Linked DNA regions of Homo sapiens: region 2 is linked to region 1. A link is an interaction called in ENCODE POLR2A ChIA-PET data of the cell type or tissue named here. Cell type or tissue: OCI-LY7. All regions are shown on one strand. Links, peaks and the distances in the headings refer to the core of each region. The heading gives the core; the rest is flanking DNA.

Region 1 (2,908 bases), core at 178-2,677:
GTTAAGTCCTGGGATCATGTAGTTCAGTGCTGGCACACAGTAGGCATTCAATAAATGCTGCTGCTTATCACAACAGAGCTGCATAACATTCATTGAGCACTCAGGAAGGACATCGTGGCCATTGTCCATGAGGCTCCAGTGACACTGTTCCAGCTCTGTTGTGTGGTGTTCCCATTTGGCTTCCAGCAAACACAGGATGTCCCTGTGGGCAGCTCGCTGGTGCTTCCCTGCTCTTTGGCACCACATTCCAGCTCTCTGTGCAGAGCCAGGCTGCCCAGCATGCTTCTGGAGCCCTTGGATTCACTTCCCGGGCTGTATCCCAGCCCAGCCCATCTGCTGTCCCACCAGGGATGTGCATCTCCACAGGGTATCTACAGTGCTGTTTGTAAACCTCAGGAAGCCGGATTCCTGGGATAGGGCCCACATTCCCGGGGCAGCGGCTCCTAGAAACACTGGCAGCCTGGCAATATTCCGACATACTTATACTAAAAAATTATTCACTGCTTATCTGAAATTCAAGTTGAACTGGGCATTGTGTATTTTATCTTAGCCCTAATTCCTGGACCACCCTCTTCTATCTCCCTTTCCCTGCTTTAGTATTTTATAAACACTTTTTTTTTTAGACGGAGTCTCGCTCTGTCACCCAGGCTGGAGTGCAGTGGCGCGATCTCAGCTCACTGCAAGCTCCGCCTCCCGGGTTCACGCCATTCTCCTGCCTCAGCCTCCCAAGTAGCTGGGACTATAGGCGCCCGCTACCACACCCGGCTAATTTTTTATATTTTTAGTAGAGACGGGGTTTCACCATGTTGGCCAGGATGGTCTCGATCTCTTGACCTCGTGATCCGCCCGCCTCGGCCTCCCAAAATGTATAAACACTTTTTATTGTGAAATATACATACAGAAAAGTGTAAAACATTTAAGAAACCAGATGAGTGAATTTTCACAAAGTGAACACGCCTGGGTAAGCAGCACCCAGATCAAGAACTAGAACATGATCCCAGGAGCCCTGTCGTGCCCACGGTTCACCGCTCCCCCACCTGAGGGCAACCACAGTCCTTTTCTGAACTCCACATGGTGACTTTTCCTGCTCTGGGGTGGTCCGGGTGTGGAGGTGCAGTATGTTCTCCTGGTCTGGCTTCTTTTGCTCACACTGTGTGTGGGGTGCATCCCCATGGCCGGGTGCCTCATCTGTTCTCATCCATCTAGAATATTCCATGGTCTGTTGCGTCACCTTTTGTTTCTCCAAACCCTATTGATGAGCATTTGGATTGTTTCTAGTTCGGGCTACTATAAATAAACTGCTAAGAACATTCTTGCGTGATCCTGATTTAAATTTCATCCTAGCACGTAGACTCACCAGTTATGGTAGACACTGAATTGTTCTGTATTGCCATCTTCCCCATTCGCGCCTAAGCCCCATGGGACCCAGGCTGTCTGGATCACCCTGGTAACCAAGCCCCTCACACACTGCTTGCACACAGTAGGTGCTTAATGTGTGTCTGGAGGATGAAAGAACACCAGCTCCCCACTCCCCAGGGCGTGTGTTAAGGGCTCTCAGGGACGGTGCTTATCAAGGGTTAACCTTGGGGCGCAGAACTTGAATTTGCATGCACTTTGACTACGGACCCCAGACAACTGCCAGGCAAATCTTAGGGAAATGAGCCCCTTAGGCTCTGGGAGAGGAGCAGCCCAGACTGGGGTGTTGGAGGGACCTGCTTCCTTTCCGCTGGCTGCCTGTCCCTGGCTCCCACCTGCCTGAGTGTCCTTTTTATAGCCGGCCATGGGCTCCCCCGGCTCTCCCCAGACAGTCGCCAGTGGGAACATTCCTGGGGCTTCTCGAGTGCCTCCAGGCTCCCGCCCTGATGGCTGAGGTCTGGATGATAAAGGACAATTAGGGATTCCGACTCCAGCGCCCACCTGGCCTGGCTTCTATCAGAGTCCTGTAAAAATAGCCTGCCTCTGGCTATTTTGGGTCATGGAAAACCACGGGGAGACACACTGTTCTGAGGAGGACCGAGAAGGGAACCCAGAACAGCTAATCGCAAGCAAGCCCAGCTGCTCTTCCAGCAAAGAAGAATGTTGCTGAAGATCGCAAATTAGCAGCTCTATGTAAGAATAATGGCACGGTGCACATGCAAATGTACCCCTACACACACGCACACACAGAGCACTCCCTCCTGTCTCCGCCTGGGCCACTGGCCCGCAGAAGCTGGCTTGCCTGGCCCTGGGACATTTGAGCTCGGCCCTGGGATGACTTGGCTGGGGGTGGGGTGGGTGGGGGGGAATTCCTTGAGGAGAGTCTTGCATGGCAAAGGGCAGCCAGATTTCTCACTGTCAAATGAGGCATGAGGTTCACTTTGAACTCCTAGCTCATCTAGGTGGAAAGCTCTACCTTCTATGCAAAGAACTCTCCCATGAAATGAACTCAGCCTCTCAAAGTCTCTTTGTTTAAAGCTAATTTAAGAACATTTTAAATGAAAAGGGGGTGCTAGAATCCCACCACCAGCTCACCCGGGTTCCAGTTTACATATTCCCTTCCTGATCCACCTGGGCGTTGTGCATCTGGTCTGTCCAGGGGCCTTAAAGTGACAGGAAGAATAATGAATGTTGTCAAGAGTGCAGACAGCTGGCTGCCGGCACCGCCCTGAGGTGAACGCAATGGCTTCACAGCTTTGCTGACCAGAGTGTGAGAGGCGAAGCTATCAGCGCCCTCGGCCCTCGGCCTTCCTCCTACCAGTGAGCCTCTTTCCCCATCTGTGACATGGAACAGGACCTACCTCACAGGTGGTTGTGTGGATTCCCATTAGATGAGGGTTGAGTGCAGGGCTGGGTTAAATCAGCGGACCCTGCAGGCTGTACCCTTAGCTTAGCTTAGCCTCTCAGCTGAAGATTTAGGTCATTTTAAATA
Region 2 (2,908 bases), core at 245-2,744, 1.7 Mb after region 1:
AGATTAAGCCACTAACTTCTGGGGTTATTTGTTACACAGCAAAAGCTAACTGTTACAGACGTCATCAGTTAGGCTTATTAGGTACTAAATTGGTAGCTGTGGTAAAAAATTGTCTAAACATAATTTAACTCCACACATCCCAGGAAGCTTTGGAAGGTCACTGACTTTGAAAGCGCAAGGTATTCTTGTTGCCATGGATACCCCCATTGAGACATTAGAGTGCAAAGAGAGAAACCTAGTGTTGCCTTGACAACAGGTTTGCAAATCCGAGTCTGGTAAAGCAAAAGACTACAAAGAACAGGAAGAATCAGGAGGAGGGGGAAATTAGCCTAAAGAAGCTTCCCTTCTCCCAGCAAAACAACAACTTGCCTCCATGCAGTTTGAGAGTCTGTTAGAAGAAGCACTGCCTGAATGGGGAGCTATAAAGTGAACAACAGGAAGCCCTTCTCTTTTCATGGCCCATCTCCACAGCAGGAGAAAAGTCTCACAGCCAGGGAGCAGCATGCGGCACTGTCACTAAGTGCCTCCTTCAAGAGTTCACAATTTGCTCTCAGCCAAGCTTCATTCCAAGAATGAGAGTTTGCTCAAGCTGGAAGGGGTCTGAACAGCATCGAGTCCCTTACTCATCCTCTCCATCAGCTGGGAGGGAAGCTGAGGTCCTGAGAGGGAAGAGGGCTGCTCGCAGTCAGTCTAATGTGCCATTAGGATTTTAGTCTAGTCTAGTGGGTAAGCATTCAGGGCCCGGAGTCAGACAGACCTGAGTACAAGTCCTAGTGACACCATTTACTAGCTGTGTGACATTCTGCAAACCAGCTGACCTCGTAAACTCTTTCTGTAAGATGAGGATCTCACTAATGTCAGCCTCAGAGGGTGGTGAGAACTCAGTGAACTAATGCATGAGAAGCACTTACACAGTGTCTAACCTGCAATGAGCTTGCAATAAATTGCGTGTTATTCTTTCTACTATGATCATGTCACTCTGCCTCTACTCTTCAGACTCATTGAAGTAGTACCAAGGAGGCTCAACTGGATCCAGAATCTCCCTCGGGAGGCTTGGTGGTCCATTTTCAGATGCCCTGTGTCATTTTCTGTATCATACAATTGGATGTCACAGTTTCTAATTTTCAAAGCCATTGCATTTTCTATTTCCTCTTCCCTACAGCTTGGCTGGGCAGGCAGGTGGGGCAACACTAGCTTCATTTTTTTTTTTTTCACTTTGTCAGGGAGGAAATTGAACCCCGGGGAGGTTTGACGATCTGCCCAAAGTCCCTGGGAAGTTTCCGGCCGTTCTAGGGCTAAAGCTCAGCTCTCTCGACTGCATCTCCTTCCCACCCCCATGTGGCTACCCCCATAGAATGGCGCATCCACGTAGATGGCCCAGATGTTGGGTTTAAGGGAGAGAGAGAAAGGAAGTTTGGGGCATCTGTTTATGAGAGAAAATCGTCAGCCGTGCGTGGAAATCTTATGCATAGCAAATAAATGATGGGCAAATACCCACTTGCATATTCAGAGGCACATTTCAGATGTGAACATCCTGTCTCACCAAAACAACCCCAGCTAAGAAGTTCCGTCGGGGGTGGAGGACTTTTTCCAAGCCTTTGTTTCTGTGGAGTCTCTGTGCATGGCCTGCTGTGATGAGGTAGGGGTTGACCCAGAAGTCTAAGGAGGCCACCACCCCGTAGGAAAGAGGAGCCAGCAGACAGCAGCGCCGGGGGTTATTGGGGACCCCCAAATGGGGAAAGGTAGGGGTGTAGACAAAATCAGCAGCCCTGTCTGTATTTGACAAGCAGGGCAAGGAGGAAGAAAGCTCAAGGAGAGCGATGTGGAGGTGACTCGATGACAGGGTCAGTGCAGGTGAGGGGAGTGGGCTACCCATTAATTCCCAGGAGCATGGTGGTCTTCCCAGCCCAGCCACACAGCTGCTAAGGGATCTTGCTTTCTGAGGAGTGTCTCTAATCGGGGCATTTGATTTACAGCAGCATTTCTGGGCTCCAATCAGGCATCTCATCCACAGAACATAAACCAGATTAAGAAGCTCTCTGAAGCATATTTGAAGTCAGTGACAGTTGAAAGGATATTAAAGTTTTGACTTCAAACTAGCTTAGCCAGGGCACACGGAGCAGGCAATACAGGTCTTCCTCCTGCCAGGAGAACCTTTACCATTCCCCGTGAAGGTCAGGATTGTTGGTTCAGGTGCGGGGACAAGGTGGGGTGGACTCCTACGCAAAATAATCTGTGTTGGTGGCAATGTCAGGTGATCCTCCAGCAGCTCAGGAAAAATAAACTCTTCCTATGGCCGTTTCTTTTCCCTCGGTTCTGAACGGGAGGAGGACACTGGGATGCCTGTTTGTGTTCTATGACTCTAGCCTCTAGGGTCATTCCTCAGGCCCCATTGCCAAAGAAAAATCATGGCTGTGTTGGTGGTCTCATCTGGCCTCATATTACCATAGGCTGGCTGGAAGCACAGCTGGGTACAGAGTCTGATTTTGAACAAAACTGTCACCTCTTTTGTCCCTTGGCAACATCCCTCAGTGCCACATAAGGTTTGTTTTTGTGTACCTGATTCACCATCTGTCTCAGGGTTAGCAATCCAAGTTCTGAAATCATCTGGGCTTCACAAGCATGATTAGCTGTTGATCTGGCTTCTGTTGACTCTAAACCCCGGGTTGGGGGATTACAGATGTACCTAAGCAGCCTGTGCAGTGGGGCCAGACGCCTCCGTGGGTACAGCATGTCCAGGATCGTTGCTGTCTGTTGCTGGGCTCACCACCCCAGCAAGGAGGAGGTCACGCAAGGGAACACAGAGCTTGTAGTCAGAAAACAGGGGTGCTTGTCAGGTCACCTCTCTGAACCTCAGATCTCTCTCGTGTAAGGGGCTGGCCCCTTCGAGAGGCTCAGTGTGGAATAA

Evidence for each region. Peaks named below come from ENCODE experiments on the same cell type or tissue, not always from the same donor. Only the 100,000 strongest peaks of a DNase experiment are listed, where the experiment ranks them.
Region 2: POLR2A ChIA-PET joins it to region 1 with 5 read pairs; 1 of 35 experiments calls an interaction of 5 or more read pairs at or near these places.

What each region holds. Positions count from the first base shown.
Region 1 is chr20:57,467,675-57,470,582 of GRCh38, forward strand. No RefSeq gene overlaps it. Among named protein-coding and RNA genes, the nearest start is that of CTCFL, 56 kb to the right of the region's middle. RefSeq lists an enhancer at 1-272. In OCI-LY7, for the core only: a CTCF peak has its summit at 1,065 (motif pointing right); DNase peaks (open chromatin) are centred at 1,027, 1,627, 2,117 and 2,637; H3K4me3 peaks cover 2,436 bases; H3K27ac peaks cover 2,500 bases.
Region 2 is chr20:59,121,867-59,124,774 of GRCh38, forward strand. It overlaps a transcript of ZNF831 not described here. Among named protein-coding and RNA genes, the nearest start is that of ZNF831, 40 kb to the right of the region's middle. RefSeq lists an enhancer at 161-710. In OCI-LY7, for the core only: no CTCF peak of the experiment used is centred there; DNase peaks (open chromatin) are centred at 465, 845 and 1,355; H3K4me3 peaks cover 2,500 bases; H3K27ac peaks cover 2,217 bases.